Regions from separate parts of the Homo sapiens genome. Here region 2 is linked to region 1. The links are chromatin contacts, found by Hi-C in ENCODE. All regions are on one chromosome and are shown on one strand. The core of a region is the stretch at or near the end of the contact, and the rest is flanking DNA. Distances in the headings are between cores, read along the strand shown. Region 1 overlaps RPS6KA3 (ribosomal protein S6 kinase A3). Region 2 has its middle 250 kb from the start of RPS6KA3.

Region 1 (5,415 bases), core at 1,792-4,291:
GAGAAGTGAAATTTCTTGGGATGTCCATGGTGGGTAACTAATTGGGAATAACAGAAATAATAAATGATCATTGCAAATATTAGAGAATATTTTCAAAGCTTTATAAATTACATGTAAATTGAAGAGGAAAAAATGGACTTTTAGTAATCAATACACAAAACATCTAGAGGTTATGAGGTTAAAATAAGTGATACCACTAAATTAAAGGAAGAGTTAAGTATTTTTAAATCTATATTTCTTCTTAACTACTTTTTTTTTTTTTTTTGAGACGGAGTTTCACTCTTGTTGCCCAGGCTGGAGTGCAATGCCACGATCTCGGCTCACAGCAACCTCCGCCTCCCGGGTTCAAGCGATTCTCTTGCCTCAGCCTCTGAGTAGCTGGAATTATAGGTATGTGCCACCACGCCCAGCTAATTTTTTGTATTTTTAGTAGAGATGGGGTTTCTCCATGTTGGTCAGGCTGATCTCGAACTTCTAACCTCAGGTGATCCGCCTGCCTCGGCCTCCCAAAGTGCTGGGATTACAGGTGTGAGCCACCACGCCCGGCCTCTTCTTAACTACTTTTTACCTATGAGAGCCAAATCCTGCATTAGGGTTTTCAAATCATAGGCTCAGAATAAAAACTTACTTGGAGACCAGAAGTCATAAAGTCCTTTAGAATAAAAGCTATTTTGCAGCCAGTAAATCAGTACGTTTTTAAAAACATTAAAATAAATATATAAATTTGAAGATGAATCAAACCCAGTTTTAATCTTCTAAATGTTTACTTGTATAAAACTCAATATGAATTTATAATACGTCTTTTATAACGTGGCAACTCTGGTTCTCACTAGTTATATGATTCCTAGCCTAGCAGGAAAAATTCACTAAAAGTCAGCCTAAATTTAAAGCTGGTAACAGGAACCTATTCAGAATGTAAATAACATGCCAAGGAGTCCCATGAGCTCTATTGAGACCTTTCAGTTTGTTTAGACTACATGAACATTACAAATAGCAGCAACACTTACCTTTCAGTGTGGCCTTCTTCAATACCTTCATGGCATAAAGCTGCCTAGCATCAGAGCCTGAGATTTTTTTAACTAAGAAAACCTGCATTTAAGTAAGAGAAAATAAATATTACAAAGTAGTATAAACTATATCCTTGTTAAAATAAGACCCTGCTATAATACAGTTTATTATTATAATATAGATTCAGATATACTGTAGATTATTTCCCCTAAAATGTATCAATTATAAATACTAGTTATAAACATTTGTTATAACTTGGGGTGTCAATATAAGGGAATACATTTTTTTCATTTTGTTGTTTGCCAGTTCCCAAAGAGCATGTAACACATTAAGACAGAAAAAAACCCTTTAAACTACATATGTATGAATTAGATGGAAAAAATCCCAAAATGTTTAAAGTATAACACAGGTGGTATGATGTCCTGCTTTTAACAAAACAGAATTCTACTGAGCCCGTCAAAATTGTTATACGGCGGTTCCTTCTTGACCACAATTTCCTGTTGATACAAGTATTCACTGATGGAGGGTCTTTTCTGTATACAAAAGCTGCATATAAATCTCACTGCTCAGCGGAACAATTTAAAACACTTACATTGGGCTGGGAGTGGTGGCACACCCCTATAATCCCAGCACTTTGGGAGGCCAAGGCGGGTGGATCACCTGAGGTCAGGAGTTCGAGACCAGCCTGACCAACATGGTGAAATCCCATGTCTACTAAAAATATAAAATTAGCCAGATGTGGTAGCTGGCACCTGTAATCCCAGCTACTTGGGAGGCTGAGGCAGGAGAATCACTTGAACCCGGGAGGTGGAGGTTGCAGTGAGCCGAGATCGTACCATTGCACTCCAGCCTGGGCAACAAGAGCCAGACTCCGTTTCAAAACAACAACAACAACAAAATGAAAAGCAAAAACAAACAAACAAACAAACAAAACTTACACTGAAGAATCCTGTGCACAAATATTTAATGTGACTTAAGTTAGAACCCACCTCCCCACCTTTTTATGGTCAAATTATCACATACACCTAAATATGAAGAACACAATTCTCAGGTATGTTATTGGGCATCCTGACTTTGCAAATATTTGCGCAAAATGAATAAAGCCTGTTCTAAATAACTCATGGTCATTCTATAACATGGCTAATACAAGACTACCAATACATCTCTTCTACTCACTTTGACCATTAGGTTCATGATCATTTCCATTGAACCTTTAAATAGATATGCCAAATAGATTTGAATTTCAACTCCTCTTCCCTATCCATTCTTTTGTAGCAGTGTTCTTATGCTTCCACAGGTGGGAAGAAGAGAAGCAACCACAATCAAGAATTAAGTTTAGGATCAGCTTTCATTCATCTGAATTAGCACATCAGGCTATTAGCACAAAATTAAAAAATGATTCATTCAACTGATTCTAGGACAAGGCAGAGTTTCTCACTTTGAGAAATTGTGCCAAGTCAATGGGCAAGATCCCAAATCAAGTGAAGAGCACCACAACTCGCGGAGAAACCCTGATACAGGGTGTGTTGCTCTCCAATAATCACCACCCCCTTTCACCATGCCCCACGCTTTAGCTCCTTTCAGCCAGTTAGTGGGGAGCCAACCTAGGGAGAGAAAAGCATCCTTAATCAGGGTGGATGTAAGCTCTGGAATGATGTTTAAGTATTAAAGGTAATCAGAGATTATTAATATTTTTGACGGAAATAAAATCTGATTAGGTAGAGATAATTAGGATTTATTTGATATTTAATCTTCCTTAAGATTCCCTAACCATTCTGCAAGAAAAATTCTCCTGGTGAATTCCAAACTTTCAACTGTTCTTTGAATGCATCTTCTTAACACTCCAGCACTTCTTAGTTTGCAAAATACTTTCACAACCATTTGTAATAAATCATCGTGTCAATTTTGGGAGGCAGACCTACTAGGCAATGCCTATTTTATAGCTGTCCAAACTAGGGCTTAGGGGGTTAAGTAATTTGCCCAGTGTCACAGTGGAGGTACTGGGACAGAGTCCGTGTCAGTCACCCAGTATTCTGCTTCTGCTCAGGGTGCTGTTTATCTGTTCCCTTTGGCCAGTAACCAGGCAAGCCCAGCAGGAGCAGCAGCGGTCCCAGCTGCCATCTCTTCCTCCACCAGAGCATTTCTGACCTTTTCTCACTCCCCCATGAAGCTATTCTAGTCTCTGACAGGTCATCCCTGTTTCCTTGGCTTACTGTGGCCTTTCAGAATGAGTAAGAAAGGAGACAACCTATTTTGAATGTTTGGTATTTATAGTATGATATTTAAATTACTTTTAAAGACGTAAAGGGAGAAGCATGCTAATTCCAACAACTTAAATATTGTGTTCCCTGAAAATCTAATGTATAAAAATTACCCATCTATTTGGGTTTGAGTGGTGTGATAATTTAATTTAATACCAGATATTATATGCTTGGCCTTTTATCATTTAATTCTCACTACTCTCCTATGGAGTCAGAACTATTACACACTCATTAATTCTTTCCAGAATTATATGCCAGGCACTGTGCTACTGGTTCAATGCTGAGACTTGATACAAGGCATGACCCTTCCTTCACTCATGGAACATTTAGTCTAGTGGGGGAGACAGCCACTTAACAAATAATTAAACAAATGAAAAACTGCAATTGTGGCAAGTGCCATGAAGATGACGTATGTAATGTTCTGAGAGGGTATAACCAGGGAACATAACCTAGGAAGGATGCAGGGAAAGCTTCCTTGACATCACAGGTGCAAGAGGAGCTAACAAGCTGAGGAAGAGGCAGGGGTAGAGCAGAGTGTTTCAGGCAGAAGGAATAAAATATGGAAAGGCTTTCTAGCAGGATGGAGCTTAAGGACTTGGTCCTGCTTAAGGACCAACAAAGGCAGCCAATGTGACCAGAACACAGAGAGTGAAAAGTATGTAAACTGATGCTGGAGAGGTAGCTAGAGACCAGACTGAGAGGCTCCTCAGCCATCTTAAGAATTCATCTTTATCGTAAAAGCAAAGAGAGGACGCTGAAAGGTTATGGAGGGGTAGAGTAAAAGATTAGTTCATGCTGGCTATCATGTAAATAATGGATCAAGGCAAGAATACATTTGGAAAGACCCAGTTAGGAGACTCCTTCAATAGACCAGGAAGAAAGGTGGTAGCATATTCTCAAGGGGTGGCAGGCAGGCTTTGAGAAATCTTTACTGAATCTACAGTACTTGGTGACAGATAAGACTGGCCAGGTCAGAGTGGGATAGGGGAGGTAGGGACTAGAAATATACATCAAGAACGCTTCCCAAGTTTCTAAATTGCTTAATGAGAGAAAAATGAAATAGAACAGTTTGAGGCTTAGGGAAAGATCATGAGTTTGGTCTCAGACATGTTGACTTTAAAGTGCTTTTAAGACATAGAAAAAGAGTAAGCAGCTGTGCATAAGAATTCAGAGCTTGGAGAAGCAATCTAGATTGGAGATATAAATGTGTTATGTCAGCTGTATGTGAGTTACAATTAAGATAGCAGGCACAGAGAAAATCAATTAGGAGAGTATTAGTAACAGAGAAGAAGGCAGCCTAGAATCGAACCTTGAAGAACTTCAATATTTAATGACTGGCTAGAGGAAGGAAATGGGGATCCAAGAGGTTAAGTAACTTGCTCAAGCACACACAGTGAATAAATAGAAGAAAAAAAATTGAATTGAAGTCCGGCTGACCTAGAGCCCAAACTTACAACCATTACGCTCTGATGGCTACTTACTCTTTATTTGGATTAAAAGCATCCTTTTGGGTTCAAAAGAGGTTAACAACTGTAACAAATTACCTATGTTAGCCAAGAATTGCTAAATACCCCCACTAAAATACACAAGAGAGCTAAACTGGTGCTGTTCTGAAACTTGCAAAGCATGATATATTCAAATATTTCCTTACAGAGAAGTGGTAAGGAATCACTGCATCGTCAAAGTTGAATACAATCTCCAAATTTTCCTCTTGCCAAGAAACAATCTAGACCAGTGATCCCCAACCTTTTTTAGCACCAGGGACTGGTTTCATGAAGATAGTTTTTTCACAGACTGGCGCGGTGGGAGGGGGAGATGATTTTGGGATGAAACTGTTCCACCTCAGATCATCAGGCATTGGATTCTCATAAGGAGTGCACAACCTAGATCCCTCCCATGTGCAGTTCACATCAGGGTTCGTGCTCCTATGAGAATTGAATGCTGCCACTGATCTGACAGGAGGTGGTGCTCAAACGGCAATGCTCACCCGGGGGTTGGGGACCCCTGGTCTAAACAGATCAAGCAGTAGTAATTATGATGCTGTACTTCTCAAAATGGAGTACAGAAGTGCCCCTGAGGTGTGCAGTGTGTATGTATGTGGTGGGAGACAAGCGCTACATGAAAAACACTGATAAAGATGTTGCAT
Region 2 (5,400 bases), core at 2,496-4,995, 310 kb after region 1:
TGATGAGGAAAGTGCATAAGTAAACTGGATGTAACTTTTTTCTCTTTAGATATTCAGGTGGTCACTCAATTAACTCAATCAATCTGCCTGTGGGCACCTGCTGAGGGAGGGTGGAGACAGTCTGGGGCGAGGAAGAGAGGGGCCATGAAAGGTTAAATGTGCTAGGCCTAGAGTTTCTGTCGTCTGCATCTTTTGCGCTATTCAGAGTCAGTCTGCACCCTCAATGAGTGAACTGTTATTGCTTAGAGCTTTCTTTTTGTATTTTTTTTTTTAGTTTTTGGTAATAAATCCTAATAATGGAGCAAATTATGCATGAAATTGTCCATTATTTATAATTACTTCAGGAGATTTAGTTGCTCCTGGGGCAGTTTAGGAAGCAAACATTACAATTCCTTCTGCAATAAATTTTGCCTAACCAAAGGAAGTATGGTACTGGATTGGTTCTGCTTCAGTAGCATTTTTGCTTCTCAAACACCATAGATAAGAGAATTTTGTAGATATTCGAGAAGAATGAAAGAATACAAATTGAAAGACATACATATCTTGCCACCAAAATAGTCTTCCTTTTATTTGAAGCAAGTAGCTTACAAAAATAAGGAAAATCTGTGTGCAAAGAATTCAACTGCGTGCTCAAAAATAAAATCAAAATAAAAGTCAAAGTGTAATGCCTGTTGGATTAATAAAGTTTCTTTGTTTTCTTATAATAATACAAGTTGGCAGAGCTCCACCTACATTAAAGTATTTCCTGGCATAACATTCTTCATTTTGGTTCCCCTTCCCCCACCCCACTTTGGTAAGCTTGTCTTACTGACATTTCTGTTAATTGATGGCTGCTAGACATAACCACAAGGCAGACAGATTAGGAAAGAAAAGTTGAAGATTGTTTATAAAACGGGAAAATCCTGCCTTTTAAGTTGTAGTATTAGCCCAGGAATCTCAATTCACCAAGATAAAAATTGAAGGTACTGCAGTTATGATACAAGTCGTAGTAAATGGTGACAATAGGATCAATATTGGGGAAAACAATTAAGTTGATTCAAGGGTATTGTAAAGCATTCTTACTCTCCTAGAATGAATCTAAAAGAAAGCCTATCTTTAAGTTATTCCTGTACTAAATATCATTTTCAAATGTTGACTAGAAAGTGAGACTTGGTAATATGGACTTTTGCATTTGGTGAAGTTAGTAGCATAAAAGTTAAGAGCAGAGACTTTGGAGTTAGCTTGCTTGGATTAAAAATGTGACTTCCATGACTCAATAACTATATTATTGTTGGTGAGTTACTAGAGCTCTCTGAAATGCTGACTAAACTTCTTCATCTGAAAAACAGGGATGATAATAGGGTTTCTGGGAGAATTCAACAAAATAAATAACTTAGACCATCATTTGACACATGATGTGTTAAAAATATAAACTATGAGGTGATGATGACATGACTTCTGATCCTCATGAAGGTACACAATACAAAAAGAGTTCGAACAAATTGTTTTAAAGAAATGCCTACTTAGTTGTTTGTTGTTCAGAGGTTAAAACTATTGTTTTGTTTGTGGAACAAGTTGAGAAATAGGTTAAGTAGCCAACAAACCAACAGAACAAAAGAGACCAATCAGAACTGTCAATATGTTAAAACTAACAACAGTTCTGAAGGCTGATCTCATGAGAAGATCTGTTTCTCTCTCTAAAAGAAAATGGTCGATAGCACTGATTTTGAAGTTTTTTGGCATCAAGACTTGTGGAATCTCATCTGTTCAGTTAGTCATTAATTGGGACCAGCAGCTAATTTGAAATTGAGGTTTAATACCAAACATGATGGACATTCAGGCTGAATCTGAATCAGGAATGAAGTCATCAATCACAGTGACTTTGAATGTCCTGCTGTCATTATTAAACTCGAAAGAGGATTAACATTGAGTCAAATTACACTAAGATATAAATGTCAACACCAAATGCATCCTGATTCACATTAATTTTCCAGCTCTACATTCACTCTGCCTTTCCACATTGGGACCAAGCCATGATTCATAGGCAGCCCACTGATGAGTCATCTTCTGCTTATGTTTGGATGGGTCAGAATGCCCTGAGTGGGTTGATGAGGAGGAGGCAGAGAGGCCAAGGCTGTGACATAGCACAAGCCCAGGGGCTAGGATCTAAGTCCCAGGACCCAGGAGAGGGACCTGCCACACAATGTCTCTGGTTCTCAGAGGACTGAACTTCCAATGGACTCAACTCTCCCTGAATGAGGCTTCCATGATGACTACAGAATGTATCAGAGTCCTTGGGCAGAGAAAAATACAACTTCAGACCTAGAGGAATAGTCTTCTCCTCCCTAGATGGTCCTGGTTCTTGATATTGCAGACAGAGAATTACAGAACAAAGAGCACCCAAGACACCATAGCTGAAAGTCCCAACTAGGTGATAAACCCCACCTGGTGCTAAAAACCATCCAAACAAGCACTCAAACTAATATACAGGTCCTCTGATAATGATTCCAGTTGTTGCCTCAGATCCCAGCTTGAAATTCCACCTTTCATCTTCCTTTCCCCTTGATCTCCTCATTATCATACTCTAGTCCATCCTACCTCTGCCCAGTGGCCCTGTTCTCTACAGTGATCTCCCTTTCTGCCTATTTTAATGGTGAACACCCCCAAGTTCTACTGCTAGCTCATCATCTGACTCTATACCAGGCCAACCTCTCTCTAACATCTATTCATATTGAGAGGCTCTTGGCTGATGAGAATTTGCCATTCCTCCTTGGGTCATACACCTAGGTTAAACCAGTCACCTTCATAGAAAATTGAGACAAGAGGAACATCCTGAACCTCTACTGAATCAGGCAAGAGAGAGTGCTTGCTATACTGGATTCAGGATTCAAATAAAGATCAAGATATTACAATACCTGGCTTTAAGAAACTGAACTCTGAAAAGAGAAAGTTTTTACAGCCTCTAGTTTGAATGGTCTTTGCAGTCATGGTTCAAGTTTTTCAGTTTCTAAAGGCCATGTACAAATGTCTGGGACTTTCGGGACTTCTTCATATTCCATCCCCTGTACCAGCACCCAGTAGAGCATCCAGCCCACAACAGGTAGTTGGTAAATTATTTTTTTGATGCAACATAAATAATCTATCCTTGAGAAAATAGTTGTATAATATCTTTTCCGTTATAGAAACTAGACCAGCCATGAATTATATGTATTTACAGATCACTGGCCCAGAAAAGCTCAGGTCAATAACTTGTTGCAGTATTATGAGAGTTAACTACTGCTGCATCACAAACCACCTCAAATGTTGGTGGTTTAAAACAGCAATGACTTATTATTGCTCACAAGTCTATGGTTGGCTGGGATGGGCTGATCTAGGCTGGGCTCTGCTGGGGAGGCTCAGCTTCATGGGTTGCACCCCAGGCATGTTCCTAGAAGATGGCAGAGCCACAGGATGGCAAGAAGAAGCAGGCAAACTTCACACTGGCACCCTGACACTTTTGACCACATTCGTTTGACCAAAGGAAGTGACACAACTTAGCTCAAAGACAAGGAGTGGCAAAATACACTCTGCCTTTATGGAGGAAACTCCAAAGTCACATAACAAAGGGTGTAATACAGGGAGGGGTGAAAAATTCAAGCTGATCATGCACTTTATCACAAATACAATTTCTGAGAATGTGGGCAATTTGATTATAGAGGAGGGCTTTGTTGATGTTAAAATAATGAGCTCTGGATGACATTGGTTGCAAGGTACTCACTTCCTCCAAATGCTTACTCATTTGGTTCTTACTACTTCTAGGAGGGTCACAGTGGTTGAAACTAAAATTAGCTGTGTTCAAGTAAATGTGACTCATAAGAGAGCAATGAGGAAGCTGGTTTCATATGGCATTCCCTCCCTTCCCACCCTCACACACTAGGTAATACAAAAGAAAGTAGCTTACTTGTCCAGAGATGGGTTTATCTTGAAATCCCTAACTTCATGCAAGTTCCAACCAGTAAATTAACTGCAGTGGCTTTTCTATAGATAATTTGTTTAATCAGAAACCCAGGATAATAAAAATCTTTGAAGTATTTTTAATGATCTTTTCCTAGTTGAACTAAGTCAGTGTCCCTCATGGTCACCCAAATTAACAATACAAGTTTATGTTTCTTGGTATTGAATCTACAATTCTGATATACAAGAATCTTTACTGAAGCACGCAACAAAATGCAGAGAAAGCTCTCTCCACAGAGTTTTTGTGGTTGGTATTTTCAATTTCATAAGAAGATAAAATGTGAAGCAAACTCTAATTAAAGTATCTTCAGAAACATATTGTTTTGGCTTTGGCAATTATATAGCTACCTTGCTTCTGATGGCAATTAGAATTTTATATATACCAAAAAAAAAAAAAAACAATTTTCTCCCAGTGCTCTAATTTGAAAGCTCTGTGCTCCATGTGAAACAAGCAAAAGGTGGTCTATGTTGATTAATTAGGGGTTAGGATATTCAGAAATACTACAAAGAAAATTATCAGGGTGACTTTTCTGTAAGAAGCAAGTTTATAAACCTCTTGCCTAATTTGTACACACAACAGAAAAAGCACTTTAGCTCCACTGTACCCGTGTTCTTCCCTTGAGAAGGATGCTTCTGCAATAGCACGCAAATTTCAGGTAATAGTAAAAGATCATCAGAATCATCCTTTAGCAGAAAAACAAGCCAAAATACCCACCCACTCAGTTTCTCCCAGAGCGCTTTACTTCAGGAAGATAAACATGACTGCAATAAGAAATTGATGCAATAAAGAACGTACTTATGTTACATTTACAGCCATATCCAGGGAGACAGCTAATGGCACTCTAAAAATGGTCATTTTGTCAGAGCTTTAGTGTCGATTATTGATTACACACAGGAAACAGTGGCTTCAAATACCCAGTGACAGCACAAACAGCACCTGGTTAGGTCCTGTGCACGAACATGGTACACAGATGACATTTGGTACACAGATATACTTGGTTTATTTGATTAAAACTCCTGGTATCAGCAGGGAGAATTGTAACTAATCAGCTCTTTATTTTTTTAGTTCAATATCTAAAAATCGATTTCCATGAGTGTATCCATAAGGGATGAAGAAAACACTGATCAAAATTCACAAGAGGTCTTATACAGCCTGGTGGAGATACAGAAAGAATGCTGGGCTGAGTCAGAGCACAGCTGGTAACAATAGCTAGCATTTAATTAATACATCTCATGGTGCCTGGTACTGTGCCAGGTGTTCTGTGAGCATTAATCTATTTCATCCTTTGAACAGCCCTATAATGTGGATGCTGTTGTCATCCCCATCTTGCAGATGGGGCTGAGAGAGATGTTTAGAAATTGGTTCAGTCTCACAGCTAGCAGATGGCAATACCAGCATCCACCTTCAGACCCAACCCTTCTCCATTG

Evidence for each region. A loop is a pair of places that touch in the nucleus more often than their neighbours do. Pooled maps may share reads with other maps.
Region 2: a loop to region 1 is called in a pooled map, with 6 times the contacts of the local background. The contact joins two enhancer-like sites. A Hi-C loop is called at or near these places in 5 of 37 single-sample maps with no recorded cell type and 3 of 50 pooled maps.

What each region holds. Positions count from the first base shown.
Region 1 is chrX:20,203,015-20,208,429 of GRCh38, forward strand. It overlaps RPS6KA3 (ribosomal protein S6 kinase A3), which reads right to left. Exons shown (of 22, transcript NM_004586.3): 4 at 1,008-1,089. Among named protein-coding and RNA genes, the nearest start is that of RPS6KA3, 61 kb to the right of the region's middle. Within about 2 kb of position 3,042, at least 3 of the 41 ENCODE cell types and tissues checked have a DNase peak (open chromatin) inside an H3K27ac peak, as active enhancers do.
Region 2 is chrX:20,512,571-20,517,970 of GRCh38, forward strand. No RefSeq gene overlaps it. Among named protein-coding and RNA genes, the nearest start is that of RPS6KA3, 250 kb to the left of the region's middle. RefSeq lists an enhancer at 1,366-2,565 and a silencer at 3,783-3,932. Within about 2 kb of position 3,746, at least 6 of the 41 ENCODE cell types and tissues checked have a DNase peak (open chromatin) inside an H3K27ac peak, as active enhancers do.